Linked DNA regions of Mus musculus: region 1 is linked to region 2. A link is a loop called in an ENCODE intact Hi-C map of the cell type or tissue named here. Cell type or tissue: left cerebral cortex. All regions are shown on one strand.

The links. Peaks named below come from ENCODE experiments on the same cell type or tissue, not always from the same donor. Only the 100,000 strongest peaks of a DNase experiment are listed, where the experiment ranks them.
Region 1: it touches region 2 in a loop (2.1-fold over the local background); 1 of 42 quality-filtered maps calls a loop at or near these places.

Annotation. Positions count from the first base shown.
Region 1 is chr6:126,337,045-126,345,044 of GRCm38, reverse strand. It overlaps Gm33276 (a long non-coding RNA gene), which reads left to right. Exons shown (of 4, transcript XR_378033.4): 2 at 7,543-7,672. It also overlaps the pseudogene Gm44431. Among named protein-coding and RNA genes, the nearest start is that of Gm10415, 12 kb to the right of the region's middle. In left cerebral cortex, no CTCF peak of the experiment used is centred here; a DNase peak (open chromatin) is centred at 4,606.
Region 2 is chr6:126,424,439-126,432,438 of GRCm38, reverse strand. No RefSeq gene overlaps it. Among named protein-coding and RNA genes, the nearest start is that of Gm33276, 62 kb to the right of the region's middle. In left cerebral cortex, no CTCF peak of the experiment used is centred here; a DNase peak (open chromatin) is centred at 3,614.

The DNA.
Region 1 (8,000 bases), 87 kb after region 2:
TTCCTCTAGGATACTTGGTTTTCTTTTCCTTTTCCAAAATGTGTCTGAGGGCACGGATGATAGCTTGTAAAGTGCTTGCTGTGCATGCCTAAAGACCTGAGTTCAATCCTTAGAACCTACATAAGAGAGCTTTTCATGATGATATTGGCTTTTCATACCAAAGTTATGGAGGCAGAAGCAAGCTGATTCCTATAGTTTTCTAGCCATTTAACCTAGATTAACCAGGCCAGTGAGAGACCCTGCCCTCCAAAACAAGGTAGATGGTATATGGAACACATGGAATACAAGAAATGGAGTTGACCTCTGACCTACACACACACACACACACACACACACACACACACACACACACACACAAACAGAGAGAGGGGGAGAGGGAGGGAGGGAGGGAGAGAGAGAGAGAGGGAGAGAGAGAGAGAGAGAGATCAAATGAGAAGGTTGGGCTGTGTTGTTCAGCTGCTCAGCTGTCTAGAAAGGGTTGAGGGGTGTCAGCATAAGCTTGCCTGGGGAAGCCAGAGTCCAAACATAAATCTGAAATGCAATTCTAGTTGTATATCTAAAAAAAAAAAAAAAACTCATGAAATGCCAGAACCTTGTAGTCTGTCTAGAAAACTGTAAAGATCTTTCACCTTTGAAACTGTCTAATGACAACAATAACAGACCCTCAGAATGAACGTTTTTAACATGACATCACTGGTATTTTAAAATGAGAAATCAAGGGTGTTGTAGATGATTTTTTTTCATGGATACTCAGAGTTGAAAGGGTGAAGGATACCCCACTTTAGTTCCCTCCCACTGCCCCAGGCTGTCCAACTTTTCTGCTGTGGCTCTTGCAGAATGCTGGGATGACTGCTGTCCAGCTCTTCCCGAACTCCATCTTTTGGAAGGCTGAGGTGTGGGTAGATGCTGCACTATTTCCTAGGGGGCCATTGAGCAGTCATCTCTTTTGGAAAGAGCCAAAACAGCTTCAAGGACTCAGGGATGAGACTAAACATGGTTAATCTTCATCTCCCCTTTTTCAGCCCATCTACCCCAATTCTTTTTCAGCCACTACTCAGGAAAACCCTCTTCCCTGGATCTGTAGGAGTTCTAGTTTCCTAAAGAGCTGAATATGAAATATAGATGACAGCAGAACATATTAAGGGAGGAGCACAGATTTAAAGTCAGCTTGCAAGGTAGTTGTGTGAGCAACGGAGACAGGGAAGAGTAAGCGTGGTCTAAGGCCTGCTAGGGTGGCAGATCTGCTGTGTGGGTGGGCCTGTGTTTCCACCACAAAACCCCATACATGGAGTAGTGTAGAGTTAGTAGAGATCCCTTCCTTACATTTTGAAGCTGGGAAAGTCCTGATCAAGATGCCATGGGGTCCAGTGTCTGGTGAGAGCCCACTTCCTAGTTCATAGATGGGTGTTTTCTATTGTGTCCTCATGTGGTAAAAAAGGTCAGGTGAGACCCATACTCTTTTTATATAAGGGCTCTATTTCTGTCATTTAGAACTCATATACTGTCTAAAGAAGCCATCTCCAAGAGCTGTTACACTGAACAGTGGGGTTTATCGTGAACTTGGGGTGACAGAATTGACATTTTCTCTATGTAATGTAAGTGGGAAGTTGGTCTATCACGTTATTTTGTGGAGGGAATGGAGAGGCATATATCTAATTTTCCCAGAAAGCCAGATCCTTTTGGGACCCAAGTCATCTATCTCACTGTCATACTCTGGGAGGCATCTTTTTGATGACCCTCTCCTCAAAGGAAACTCAACTCTATTGTGTCCTTTTTCTCAGTTCCAGAGTGACCATAAGCATTATGGCCAATCATACATGTGTTCATCTAATGATTCTAGAGGAGAATTTTAGAAGAATCAATTAGTGATGGAGTCAATAAGCTGAACTGCACTGGGATGCAAAATGTCCAGAAAGTGAAGCCGGGTTCATACACCATTTGTTTGTGACCTTCTGTTGCGTTGCTTTCCACCAGAGCTGAGAAAGACACTCTTAGCTCACTGGTCCTGTTCGCATGATGTTCAGCCAGGTTGCCATGTGTTGGTATGAATGTTTTCTCCAGGTGTCAGACACTTATCAGGGGCAGGGCAATGGATGAGAAACTCCCCAAACTAGTGTCCCTGCACACCTGATTCTATCTCTAGTATATGGCCCTTGAAGTCATCATGGGTGAATGTCACAATCTGGGTGACAGATTGGCTGCACATTCAGCTCCTGAGAAACCTCTCAGGGGCTCTGAGCAGCTAAGAGGGAGGTCATTTCAGACCTAGGAAGGAGAGTATCTGCTGAGCCATGCAGAAGGATCGTTGTAGAGTTCTCCTTCTCTTCCCTTTTGAAGATCAGGCTGATCCCAAAAGGAGGGAGAAAAACTTATTTGTTAGGATTGAGGTTGACACCCTGGAACAAATTAAAAATGTGTTCTCTGCCCCCAAGTGCTAGAGACAAGCAGCATCCTGCCTCTGGGGAAAGTGGCCTGTCCTAAGCTTTGCTGTAACTCTGTAACTGTTAATAACTTTTAATTGTGTCTTTTCAAACAAACACACATACAGAAAAAAAAATCCATTCATTCAAGGAAGGTTTATGTTCCTCCTCCTTGTGGGCTTGGTTGGGGCTAATGATTGTTACCCTATGTAACACTATGTGTTGCATAGTGTAAACACTATGGGATCTTGTCTAGGCAAGAATAAGAGGAAGGGAGAAAGCCATGCCATTGAGTCAAGCTCTTCAGTCCCCAGTGTCTGGGGGTGATGGTCCTTGTTGCTATGGGGCTCTAGGCAGACTCGGTCATCCTAGAAATGTCCAGGGCTGGGCTCTGTTCCTCACATCATCTAAAATGGGGAAAACCATAGACTCTACATAGCTGAGCTCTCTTCCTGCACCTTCATCTGAGCTTTACCCTCTGGCTCTAACATAGAAGGGTTCAGCCCTCTCCCTAGTTCTTTGGAGGAGCCAAAGATCTGAAGATCTGAAAGTGTATTTGTAAGGGCAGATAGGAATCTAAGGCTGGCTGCTGCTTGCCTGCCTGGGTACCCTTGTCTGAAAGGTACCTGTCCCTGGACAGTTGGATAGAAGAGTCTATTGCCCCCTTGATCCCTGCACATTTTCTTCCTTTAGAAAGGATAAAGTCATCCCTTTCTCCTCTCCCTTATGAATGACATTTTGTCCCCCTGCCCCGTATCCTGGTTAGTTTCATTTACAGTTCATGGGGCTGTTCTGTGGCTTCTGCCTTATGTAACAGCTTTCTTAATCATAAGGCCAAAGTGCAAGGCAGTTGGGCTGGTGGGTCCTGGTGATTTTGTTTGCCTCATGATCTTACAGAGGGGGGCACAGATACTGTGTTCACATTTAGTTGGTCCATCTCATGCAGGACAGAAATGTCTGCCACTTTGCCTGAGAAACAAACCCAAAGAACAAAACCCATTCCCAATCTGGTCACCCTGCTTTTCAGCCCCTCCTCAGACGAGCTCTCCCCAGACGAGTTTGACCTTACACGGCTGGGAAGGCTGTTACTTTCCACTTCAGCCCACTGTATGCTGCTGCTCATGTGAACTGCGGGAACTTGCCCCTTTCTCTTATTATCTCATGAACTCTGTGAGGCTCATGGCCCGGAATGGTCGCTTTAGCATCAGTGTTTGTGTCCTTGGTGGGAGGGCCCAGAGACCATTAGTATTTGGAGGAATAAAAAAAGCCAAAGCAGGTATAGAGGTCATTGGATCATGTGCTGCTATTGTTAATGAAAATAATTTAAGATATTAATATAGAGTAGAATCCAGAGTCCCCAGGAAGCCATCACAATCAGGAGATCAAAGCTTAAATACCCTCAGCACTGGGTTACTTCGTTGAGGTGGGAGGGGGTCATGGAAGTTACCCATATAGGACACTTTCCCATGCCATTCTACCCTATAACACAAAGACAGTAACCAGGGAGTACCCATGAAGTCCAGAGGAGATGGGGAAAAGGCAGCAAGGTAAAGAAGAAATAGAGGGCAGGGGAGATGGTTCAGTGGATGAAGTGCTTGCTGTGCAAGGATGAGGGTCTGAATTTGGATCCCAAACAGCCATGTAGAATCTGGGTGTGGGAACGCACATCTGTGTCCCTAGTGCTGGAAGATGGAGACTGGAGGACCAGTGGCCAGCCAGTCTATTCAAAAGAGTGAGCCACAGGTTTAGTGAAAGATCCTATTTATAATAATATTACATAATAATGATAAAACAACAACAATAATAATGATATAGAGGAGGCTATATGTGGTCTTCACATGTGCACATGCATACCAGAATACACACACACACACACACACACACACACACACACACACACACACACAGGAAGTAGAACACAGAGGTAGAAATTTTAACCAAATGTCCTCCCTGCATAGATCTTTCCCTCTTTTTGCCCAGAGAGTGCTGGCTCAGGAGCCTTATCAGAGCTTATACATTCTACCCTCTATTTGGCAACCCTCCCCACCCCCCGCCCCTGCCCTGCAGCCCCTTCGCCTGCCCACCCTCCTCCTTCCCTTGCTGCCTCCAAAATCAATTTTCAGCAAGAGCAGCAGGTTCTGAGCCATCTGGGGTTGCTGGCAGCATCACCAGCCCGTAAGCAGCTCAGTCTGTTTGCGGTAAACCAGCCCCCGAGTTTCTCTGCCATCCACAGCCTGCCCTCTCCCTCCTTCCCCCACTGCAAGAGGGAGGAGGAAGACTTGGTACTGGACCAGAGGGGTCTTCTCTTGAGGAGTCATCCAGCTCCAAAGTGTATAGCACTTTGAGTGGGTAGCAGGGTCAGGCCTTGCTGGCCCCAGGCAGCCAGACAGCACTCACAGGCCACTTCCCCACCTGTGGGGAAGGACGGATGCGTTAATTAGCAGGCAGAGCACCGTGTAGGGGAGGCTGGAGCAGTGCCACAATCACAGAGAGTCACTCCTCACCTCGGCGCAGGCTCCATCTTGGTGGCAGCTCCTTTCCTCTTGCCTGAAGTTAAGGAGGGAGGATGGAAGACCTCCTCGTGCCTGTGTGTCACGGCACCTCTGCAGATTTACAGAGGATGCAGTTGGTCTGGAGGATGACTGAACCGGTGTACTCTGGATGTGGTGACCACAGCCTATGAGTTTGTGTTAGGGCGAGCATCCTGTCCACACCACCCTTGTGCATACATACTCTGAGCATGTCTTCAATCATCACCTACTTCTCCAAGTAGTTTTAGTCTTCCACCCAGGAGAGCATTTTAGATGATGTCATCAGCATAAAGACCCACCACAGTGTTTTTTGTTTGTTTGTTTGTTTGTTTGTTTGTTTTCATTTTCTCTGACACCTCCCCCACCCCTCCGCAAGCTCCATTGTTCACAGTATCCTTGATTGTAGTCTATAGCCAACTTTTCTTTCAGTTACCAATTGACACAGAGCTTATTCTCAGATTAGCCTGACCCCAGGTGAACAGGGAAAGAGGCATTGAGAATATGACCCTTCCTTCTAGAACTTTCCCTGAGGGCCTAGGTGTGTCAAGACCTTGCCCCTGTCACTTCTCTAACTTGCTTCTCGTTCTTTGCCAACACACTCAAGTGTACTGGGAGAAGAAAAGGTGTCATGAATAAGCTGGACACCAGGGGCTAGACACAGCTTTATCACTGTCTCCCTGGCCTTCGATCATCCCACCTACCTTGAGCCATGGCAGTGTCTGCTGTGAAATAAGCAGTTAGCATGTCAAATTGTGTTGATTTTCCTCAACATCAACGCTGATATGAAAACTCCACACATTTGTGGAAATCGCTACTCCTTAGTTGAAACTCAAGATTCACAATGATTCTCACCTCATGACCCGCTGCAAAGTAGATTTTTCAAAAAGGTAGAATTCTGTAAAGTTAGTTTTCACAAGGTTTTCGAAATCCTGTTACATGTCACAAATTATTTTGGGTAATGTGGGGAGATAGGTTGTAAGAAAAGGGCCTACAGAGTAAGTTTACATGGAGGGCCCTACATGGCTGGGCATCCATAGACCAATTGCCCTACACAAAGATGATGAGGCTGCTGTTGGGAGAACCAAATTAGTTATGTTCCATACCCTTGACTTCTGTTTTCCAGCCACATGTAACTTTGCAGCAAATACTCATTGACGAAGGCATAAAGACTCTGAATCATGGCCCCTGCATGCCGCCCCATTCACAGTCTTTTTAGTTTAAGATGGGACTAGTTGTCTTTCTCTAGCCAGTGCCACAGGGGAATAGATGCCCCCTCAGCTTTCCAGCACAGCCCTGACATTCTTCTTGTGCAAGGTGGGTTGGTGTGAGAAATCTAATGCCCATTATAGGCAAATTCCTGGACTGACTGAAGGAACATTCAGGGACTTCTACACACACACACACACACACACACACACACACACACACACACACACACACACACATACACACACAACCATGACAGTTGTTTGGGAACATCTTTAGAGGAAGCAGCACCTGCCTAAGGGAAGGGAATCAGTACAGATAGAAGGAAGAACAGTCACTGAAAGCTGGTGGCTGCATTGAGCCCCCAGCACTCCTAATGACAGGAACCCATGGCGGCCAGAATGTACTGAGTCAAGCTCCTTCCAAGGAATCATTAAACTTCTTTGCCTCCTCTCTATCCCTCAGATCAGGATTGTATTTGTGTTCTTACATACTTGGTAATGCTGTCTTTCTGGTGTTTGTTGCTGGTGAAATTGCCCACACAACACTGAGGGGTTGGGAGGAGAACCAAGCTCACAAAGACAGGGAAGAACTACAATGGTTGGTTTGCTAAGCAGGCATGGTGTGAACATCCTCTGAAGTGCTTGCTTGTGCTTGGAGGTGAGGGCTCCTCTCAGTATTCCCAGAGAAGCAGAATGGAGTGGTTAAAGACTCACAACTGGTCAAGGTGCCCAGAACAAGTGACTGTTGAATGCTCAACCTTACATATGTCACCCACGTGGAGGCCCACAGAAGAGGGGTAAGAAAGACTGTAAGATCCAAGGCTGCTGGGTGTGTGTGAGAGAGTGTGTACGTGTGCGTGCTGTAAAACAGTGTCTTCTAGACACGGCACAGCCCCCGCACTCACTCAGGAACTCACCTCAGCTGTTGGCACCTGCGGAAGACCTACAGCAGACTGTGCCCTGTCAACATTTCATCCTGCATGGGGGAGGGGCTGGTGTGGCTGCCCCATCTGTCACTGGGGGACAATGAGAAGTCTATGGGTTCTGGAAGAGGAAGTGTCATTTTCTTCAATGATATTGCCGCTGGTGTCTGTATTGTATAAGTAGCCCAACACTCATGATCTTGCAAGCAACCTTCACTGGGTGGGGTGAAAATGAAATCGTCAAAGAAGAAGGGGGCCTGTTGAGGGAAAGAATTTCAGTGGGAGAAAGAGGGGGAGGGCAGAAGGTAATGGGGAAAATGACCAATTGTGTGTAGGGAGTGTGTGTGTTTGCACACGTGTGTGCATGTGAGTTTGTCAAAGAATTATAAAATGAAGGGGGTGAGCTGTGGAGAGTGACATGCCAAAAAGTAAAAATTGTCATCTCTCCATTCTGTCCTAGATCTCTTGGACATGAGGACTGGTGTTTGCCTCTCATGGGTTTCCTCTGTGCATCAGACAAGGAACTGTCAACAGAAGAGGGAACTGAGAGAGACATTAAAGTCCAGGTTAGCTCACAAGACAGTGGAGAGGTAAGGGTGAGGCTACCTATCACCTCTCAGCTTTTTTTCTTCTTCAATTATTGTGGTTTTATTTAAATACAAAACATGCACGCAAGCCATCTATTCATTTTCTTTGCTGTGTAGCCTGGCATTGGGATTGGTGACTCTGATGGCCAGCTGTGCTGCTCTTTCTATGGTAGCTTTTCAGTTCTTAAAGAAAACATCGTGAGCAATCTCAGCACAGAAAGATTTGTTATACATCAGCTGGGCTTCCAGCTCCTTGACATTGTGGACCAGAAACTTCCAGAAGCCACTAGGCAGCATGTGCTTGGTTTTCTTGTTGCTCCCATAACCAACG
Region 2 (8,000 bases):
CAGAAGACACCATTTGATATTCAATGACTTCAAGAAAAATCACTAAGGTATGTAACATAGTGTCCTTCTCTGTTGCTATGATTAAACACCATTTTTTTTTAAATTAAACCAAAATGGGGGAATGTTAGTATTTTGTCTAGGCTCTGCCTCACAGTTACCTGGCAACAGCCAGGTGTCCTGACTCACTATAAAAGGGGCTGCTTGCCCACTCTGCTCTCCCCACTTCCTTCCCCCTTCTCTTTCCACGTGCTCATGCTCTGCCTCTCTTCTTCTTCTTCTTCTTCTTCTTCTTCTTCTTCTTCTTCTTCTTCTTCTTCTTCTTCTTCTTCTTCTTCTTCTTCTTCTTCTTCTTCCTCTTCCTCCTCCTCCTCCTCCTCCTCCTCCTCCTCCTCCTCTTCTTCTTCTTCTTCTTCTTCTTCTTCTTCTTCTTCTTCTTCTTCTTCTTCTTCTTCTTCTTCTTCTTCTTCTTCTTTTTCTTCTTCTTCTTCCTCCTCTCTCTCTCTTTCTCTCTTTCTCTCTCCCTCTCTCTCTCTCTCTCTCTCTCTCTCTCTCTCTCTCTCTCTCTCTCTCTCTCACTCTTTCCCTCCCACTCTCTGTCTCTACTACCCTCTCAACTCTCTCCATTCCCTGAATAAACTCTATTCTATACTATACCATGTGGTTTGTCCCTCAGGAGAAAGGGATGCCCCAGCATGGGCCCAAGGAGGCACCCCCTTCCCCCATACCTGACTATATATCCACCAAACATATTTCTTTTCTCCTTATCGTTTTATAAAAAACAACACTGGCCAAGAGTAGTTTGTGGAGGAAAAAGGTTTATTTGCCTTACAGTGCCATATTATTCCAGGTGTTAGCTGGAAATGCCAAAGGGTGGCATATCCACTATTAAGGGAAGCCAAGGCAGGAATCTCAGGGTAGGAACCTGGAGGCAGGAACTGAAGCAGAGACCATGAAGGAATGTTGCTTTCTGGCTCACCTTCCATGCTGGTTCTCTGTGAGGTTTCTTATACCACCTAGTACCACATGTACAACCTACAGGTAGTATTGCTCACAATGGGCTGGGCCTTTGACCATCAGTGTTCAATGAGTACAGTGCCCCACAGACATGCCCACAGGTGAATCTGTTGAAGGCAGTTCTTCAGTTGGTCTTCCTTCTTCCCAGGAGAACCAAGTTTTAGCCATGATTAGTCATGTCCATTGTTAATGTAATTTAATTGCTGGGAGAGAGGAGTCCTGGAACCAGGTGCCCAGAACCCCCTCTAGAATCAACTCTTACAGCATCTATGATGTCAATAGCAAACTTAATGTCAGTGCTAAGAGGGGTTTTTAGTATCACAAGTGATTTAAGAGAAAAAGCACAGAGAGACAGTAGACCTGAGTCTACATTTATTGCTACCATCAACTTGCCATAGCTTCAGACAATAGCCTTCCCCGAGGTTCATAATTTCATCTATTGTGAAAGAGTCCATCTAGATCTAAGCTAAAGTCCTCTCCACACTGAGTGAACCACATGTCTTGTGTGGCAGTCTTTGTAAGAAGACCCTGTTGAACTTATATATCAGAGAGAGATGCCAGGGAGTTAGAAGTGTGTGACAACTTGGGGTATGCTGCTTAAAATCCTCAGCATCTTTTCACAAAGATCTCTACTGCATCTTTGGAAGGAAAGAGAAGGAATAGGGCAGGGTAGTGATGGAGATGGAGGGGGAGGGGAAGGAAAGGGATGGAGAGGCAGGGGGAATGGAGGACAGGGAGAGGTGGAGGTGGAGGGATAGGTAGGGGCAGGGAAAGGGAAGGGAGAGTGGGAGGGGAAGAGGAAAGGGAGGGAGAGGGAGATAGAGAGGGAGAAGGGGAAGGAGAGGATATGTAGAAGAGGGGGATGAAGAGGGGAATGGAGAGGAGGAGAAGGGGAGGGGGAGGGAGAGAAGACAGGAAGGAGAAAGCTTGCCAAAACAAGGGAAAAGGTGGTGCTGGGACCTCAGGAAAGGATGTGAAAGTTTGCTTGGAAATGTTAAAGAACAGAGAGCACATATACTGTTACCTAGCTTTGTCTCTTTGTCTCTTTCCATAGCCGCCTATGTCTGTGCTTTTCAGGCTGGTGTCAATCAGCCCTGGTCAGTCATCATCTGAGAAACTTCTCTATGCAACGCAACCCTTGGGTCATAGCAAGGATGTATCCAGGCTAAGATAGGTTAATAAAGGAAAAAAAAAAAAAGAAAACAAAAAGAAGAAAAAAATCCATGGTTTTAAGAAATGGCTGTAAATATGCATGAAAATGTAATTACAAATGCAGAAGCATATTTAATTAGAATGTCAAAGGAAATAGAACTTTAAGAGGGGCCTGAGAGATGGCCCAGAAGTTAAGAGTGCTTGCTGCTCTTACAGAGGACCCCCCCATATTTGATGGGTCACAATCTTCTGTAGTTATAACTTAAAGGGGATACCATGCCTTCTTCTAGCATACACACACACACACACACACACACACACACACACACACACACACAGCAGAAATAAAGAACATCCCCAAGCCCCGGATAATACTCTAGTTCTTAATTAAGCTCCCACATGCTTTCCACTCTCCTGAATCCCCTCTTCCTGGAACAACACATTTGCTAATCTACTTTCCATAGACAGGAAGGACAGGCATTTGCTCATGTCTCAAAATCATTGATTAGGGCGCACATGACTTCACACAACAAAATCCCCCCCCCCTTGCCGCTGCTGTATGTCAGGGCTGTAGATAAGAGGAGTTCCCAGGGACTTTATTTTAGACTGAATCTAAAAAATAAAAAAGGCAAATACATGGCTTACTTATGGCTGTGCTCTTGGCAATGCTGAGCATAGCTTTTAGGGGACAGCATTTCTGTTTTGACAAGAACTGATGACAAGAGACTCTTGACTGGCAATTTGTTACATTTAATAATAATAGAATTTGCTCCCAGTCTAGCTTTTGGCTCTCTCAGTTGCAACAGTTTGTTTGTTTGTTTGTTTGTTTGTTTTGGGGGATTCTTTTTTATCAGGAGCAGGGATTAAGAAACCAGAGGATCTATTTATGCTACATATTGTCTTCTGTTCCTGCAGGTTTGATCTCAGTACAGGAGAATACCACATGGATTAGAGGTAGAGTTTTTTAGTGTAGAAGTTAAGAATACTTTTAACCAGTTGGAGGTCCTCTTCACTCTGTACTAAAAAGTCCACAGACTCCCCAGTATCTGTCCACATGCATACATTCAAACATACATACATACATACATACATACATACATACATACATTACAGTTCAATGAAAGTCATTTACTGAAACCATCCTACCACATGAGGGCATGCTTGGATATTTTGCTGGCAAGGTCTTGGGTAGACCAGTACAACTGAGAGTGCTTGAACTTGAGATTGCATGAGTGTGTTGGAAATTCTGCCCTTGAGAGTAAGGAGCAGATGATGTCCTGAGTGAGTATTTTATTGACATGAGTGTGGTCGTGTCTCAGACCAGAGAACTTTCCATTGAGACAAGCTCACCCATTCTCCTGTGCTGTGCATAGTAACAGCCCTGAGTTGTTACACAGTTGGTACTCTCCACCAGATTGGTCACATCCCACACAAAACCAGCTCTTCCATATGTGTGTCCTTCATTTCTCCCCTCCTGCTGTTGCTCACCCAGGTTTCTAGGACCAAGCTGCACCGAAGATTCAAGGATATGTCAAATGTGTCTTCCATTCTTATACCAGTAGTCTACTGATCTACTTACAAATTCCCTCCACTAAACGCAGCTCAACCCACTGGTCTGGTTCTTCAGCTTCATCCTGCTCATACCTGAACTTATGCATCTGGAAAAGTTCTATGCTGCCCTCAAAAAAGTGCTTTCTTGTTGAGCACAAGGGATTGGGTATCTAAGATATATTGACAGAGGAAAGAGGTATGTGGAGTGTTTGGAAAGGCAAACTTCTTGCTGACATTATTGGATAGTATAGTCCTTCTCAGCCTTCCTAATGCTGTGACTCTTTAATGTAGTTCCTCATGTTGTGGTGACCCCTCAACCATCAGATTATTTTGTTGCTACTTCATAACTGTAATTTTGCCACTGTTATGAATCACAGTATAAATAAATGCCTGATATGTAGGATGCCTGATGTCGCGACCCACAGGGTGAGAAACTCTGAGATAGTACATGACTTTTTCTCATGGCTGTGACCACGTATTCTGACAAGAAGCAATGTAAATAGGGGGGTTCCTTTGCCACACAGTTTGAGAAAGTGTAGTCTGTTATGCCAGGATAACAGAGGCAAGGGTGGATGTGGCTGTGGAGGTGGGGAATTGCTTACATCTGAGTAGGTAAGGACATATAGACAGAATAGAATAAAATCCAAGTTAAGATAGCATCTCGCAGATCCCATCTGCATAACGTACCCCCTTCCTGCTCTGCCTCATGAACATTCTTAACCTTTCCACATAGAACCATCAGGTGGGGACCAAGTATGCAGATATCCTAACCACACACAGAGACTGGGAATTTGGCTTTAATTGATGCATTTTGTAAATATACATACCTCCTACCTAGACTACTCACCTACAGACAATGAGGACCTCTGCCAATGTCTTGTTAGCATAGTCATCAATAACTTAGTGTAATTTTGTAAATGTGTAGAAGTGTTAGGTTAAAATTAGCTTACTGTATAACTGAAGAAACATGTAAGGGTATGGTATAATTTTAACTAAAATTACATGTATAAATACATTCTTAGGTAATCATCTATATTTTATATAATTTACTTACGCAAGTAAAAATTAAACACAGAGACTATGTGGACTGTCTCACTGCTTTAGAGAGAAGGAGGTAACCTTCCTTGTCTAGCATTTCATTTACTTTTTTTTCCTAACAATTGTGTCACCATTGCACTGCAATAAACAAATTATTATTTTCAAAATGTGTGATTAAGAAAACAACTGCTCAATTTTTCTTTCACAAGTCACCCAGGTGAGTGATGAAAGAACAGTCCTGGGATTGACAGCTCACAAGTAATGACTCAAAAACAAAGAAGGACATGAGTCATTTCTGGGTCACCTCACTTATTATAATGTTTCTAATATTATCCATCCATTTATCTGTAATTGCATCTTTTCTCTGAGTCTTTACATGTGACTGCATAACCTAGAATAACTGAAAATCTGGAAGAAAAAAAATGGATCATGGATGGGGCCTGTGTAGGAGTTCTAGAGAGGGGAGTAGTAAGACATGGGTGCTAGAAAGGGAGAAATGGGAAATGGGAAATGGGAAAAGGGGGAGGGGTGATCTTTCATTGGGGAGGGGAATGGAAGAAGGAGAAATAACAACAAAAATGTTTGAAAAGGCCATAAGGAAACATTTTATGTTTACCTGAAATAATACACACACACACACACACACACACACACTCGCACATGCACATGCACACTCACACATACATCTTTTTCTTAGGATAAGCTAAAGTTAGCAAGTAGCCTTTCTGGAGGTGGTCCACCTTTATTGCATGGTCTGAAATGGGTAAGCTTTATGAGGCAAGGTCCCAAAGAGACTTCGTCTCAGGATTGCTTCTTAGCAGTTGATATGCCTTTTTTTGTCATTACTAAATTAATATGATAGTTTATGGGCATTAGTCCATCCTATTGATCAGATCCTGCATATCATCATAAAGGTAAATTTTCATGAATTAATGCTGTTTAGATGAATTAATGATGCTATAGAATTTCTGGCTTGATTCAAATAACTTTAGGAAGATTTTAGAGATGGTTTTAGTTGTTTTGCTAGAAAGATGTAATAAAGTTAGAATCAAGAATAGAATATTCCCGTTCCTCATAATAGCAAGTAAAGTCTTCATAATAAGAAATATAGTGAGTTTTCATAATCACACTAAAAGTCAAATAGAATTGGGACAAATTTTTGTTCAAGCAAAAACATTTAGGTTGAAGGATAAAGTCATAGGTGTGTACTATGATAAGGCAAGGCCATGAAAAAACTGTTGCTTTGAACTTATAATGAGCATATAGAATGAAACACTGCTTTGAACTCAATATCAACATCCTCTGTAACTTCCATTTTATGTAACATTTTGTCTGTGAGGTAATGGTCTAAAGAACTTTTTGGCTGAGAAAGTTCAAAAAGGCCAGAGAAAAGAAATAAAGCTGGTTGGGTACTTTGGCTTGAGGGGCTTTGCCCCATCCATCCATCCAAATGTATATATGTCTGTTTGTATGTACATGTGTAGGCATATGTGTGTATGTAAATGTGCATGAATACTTGTGGAGTGTATCAGACAGGTGGTTGGACCCAACAAAATGTGAATGTGTTAATGTGTGAATGAAAATATAAATGTGCATATGAATGTATATGCTTCTGTGCCTATTTATTTGCCTGTGTAAAAGATTGGAATTCTTTTAATTTCCTTAACTTCTGGTTCACAAACAGATAACCATCAAATTCAGAGAGGCTTCTGTCTGCCTAGCCAGACAAGGGAGTCCTAGAAGTAATTCCTTTATCTACCCCCTTCCCCACTGTTAGCAACAAGTCAATAGGTCCAGAGGCTTGCAGCTTCTGGCTCAGAGTACCTTAGTCAGGATAAGTATATGTGATTATAGAAAGCAACTCTAACCCCTCCCAAGACCAAGTCTTGCTCCCCACTGATGCTCTTCTCCCTTGGCAATCTTCAAGAGAGAACCTAAGCTCCAGAGATGGCCTCAGTGATAATTTTTACCCCCCAAACCACAGACTATTTAACAAAACTCCCAGTGCCAGTAATAAGCCAATGCCCTTTGAGTTATTGGCCAAGGGTGCCCAAGAGACTGGCTGCACACAGAAATTGATGTTAAGACCCTACTGGTGAAGGCATCACACACTTTGGACACAGCAGTTGGAGGAATGGAGTTGGAACCGATCTGGAAACCTCCTCTCTGAAAACCACAGTTTCTGAGGCTGCTATGCAAACTAGAAAAGAAATAAAATAGTCCTAGTCAGCTGTAATGCCTTTGAACCACAACAATGACAAGCATGGTAAGATCTTCCCAAGAGTGCAGTAGTGGCACTTACACCTCACGGGTAACCTCCAGCTATCAAGTTGGACTTAAGGCCTGTGAAGTAGGAGGGAATTCATTCCTGATACTATAAACCTAGCCAACCATCTGTGGATGGAGATGTCACAGACCCTAGAGGACAGCCTACTGAAGTGGAGACTTCTGGGCGGGAAAGTCACTATGTCAAATGATGTTTTGCCAGAGCACACAGGTGAAAGGATATCTTGCTAAAGGAGACACAGGAAAGAATGTTTTCCTGAAGTAGATACAGGTGAAAGGATGCTCTGATATAGCAAACATGTGGAAGGACCCATAATGAAATAGTATAAATATGATCCCATAGACAGTGGAGGAGGAGCATTGGTTTGGTTTGTTCTACCTCACTATTCTCCACTAACAACATGCATGTATTGGTTGGCCTTACCTAGCATAGTTGAGCTCCACTTGTGGTAACGCTGCCATTAAGACAAACTCACCAAAGAACAAAGGCACTTGTGAAGTTCCTGCAGCAGCTTGCTGCTTCAGTAGCCTTGTCTGGGGTCAGTTGGTGAGCCTTGTAGTTTCTTCAGGGTTGAACTACAGCTGCTGGTTTGTGCATGGTGTCTGCGTGCTTAGAGGACTGGACTGAAGCTGCTGGCTTGTATTTGGTGTTTGCTATGGGACTGAACTGCTGACAAAGAAGATTTAGCATGCCCCCAAAGAACTATTGCTAAACAGGTCCACTTCCCCAAATCCTAATATCTTTTCTCTTCCACTTCCTCTGCTGGGTGATAGGCAAAGGGAGCCATTAATCGTTTATTAAAATAGGCTGCAAAAAACTTATGCCTACAACCAAGTACTGTTTATTTCCTAAACTAGTGTGATATCCAACTGTTTTTTAAATACTCTTATACCCACAGACGGGTGTAGCTTTCATCCTTAATTTTGCAGCAGATAAAGGCCATTGCAGAAGCCATAGC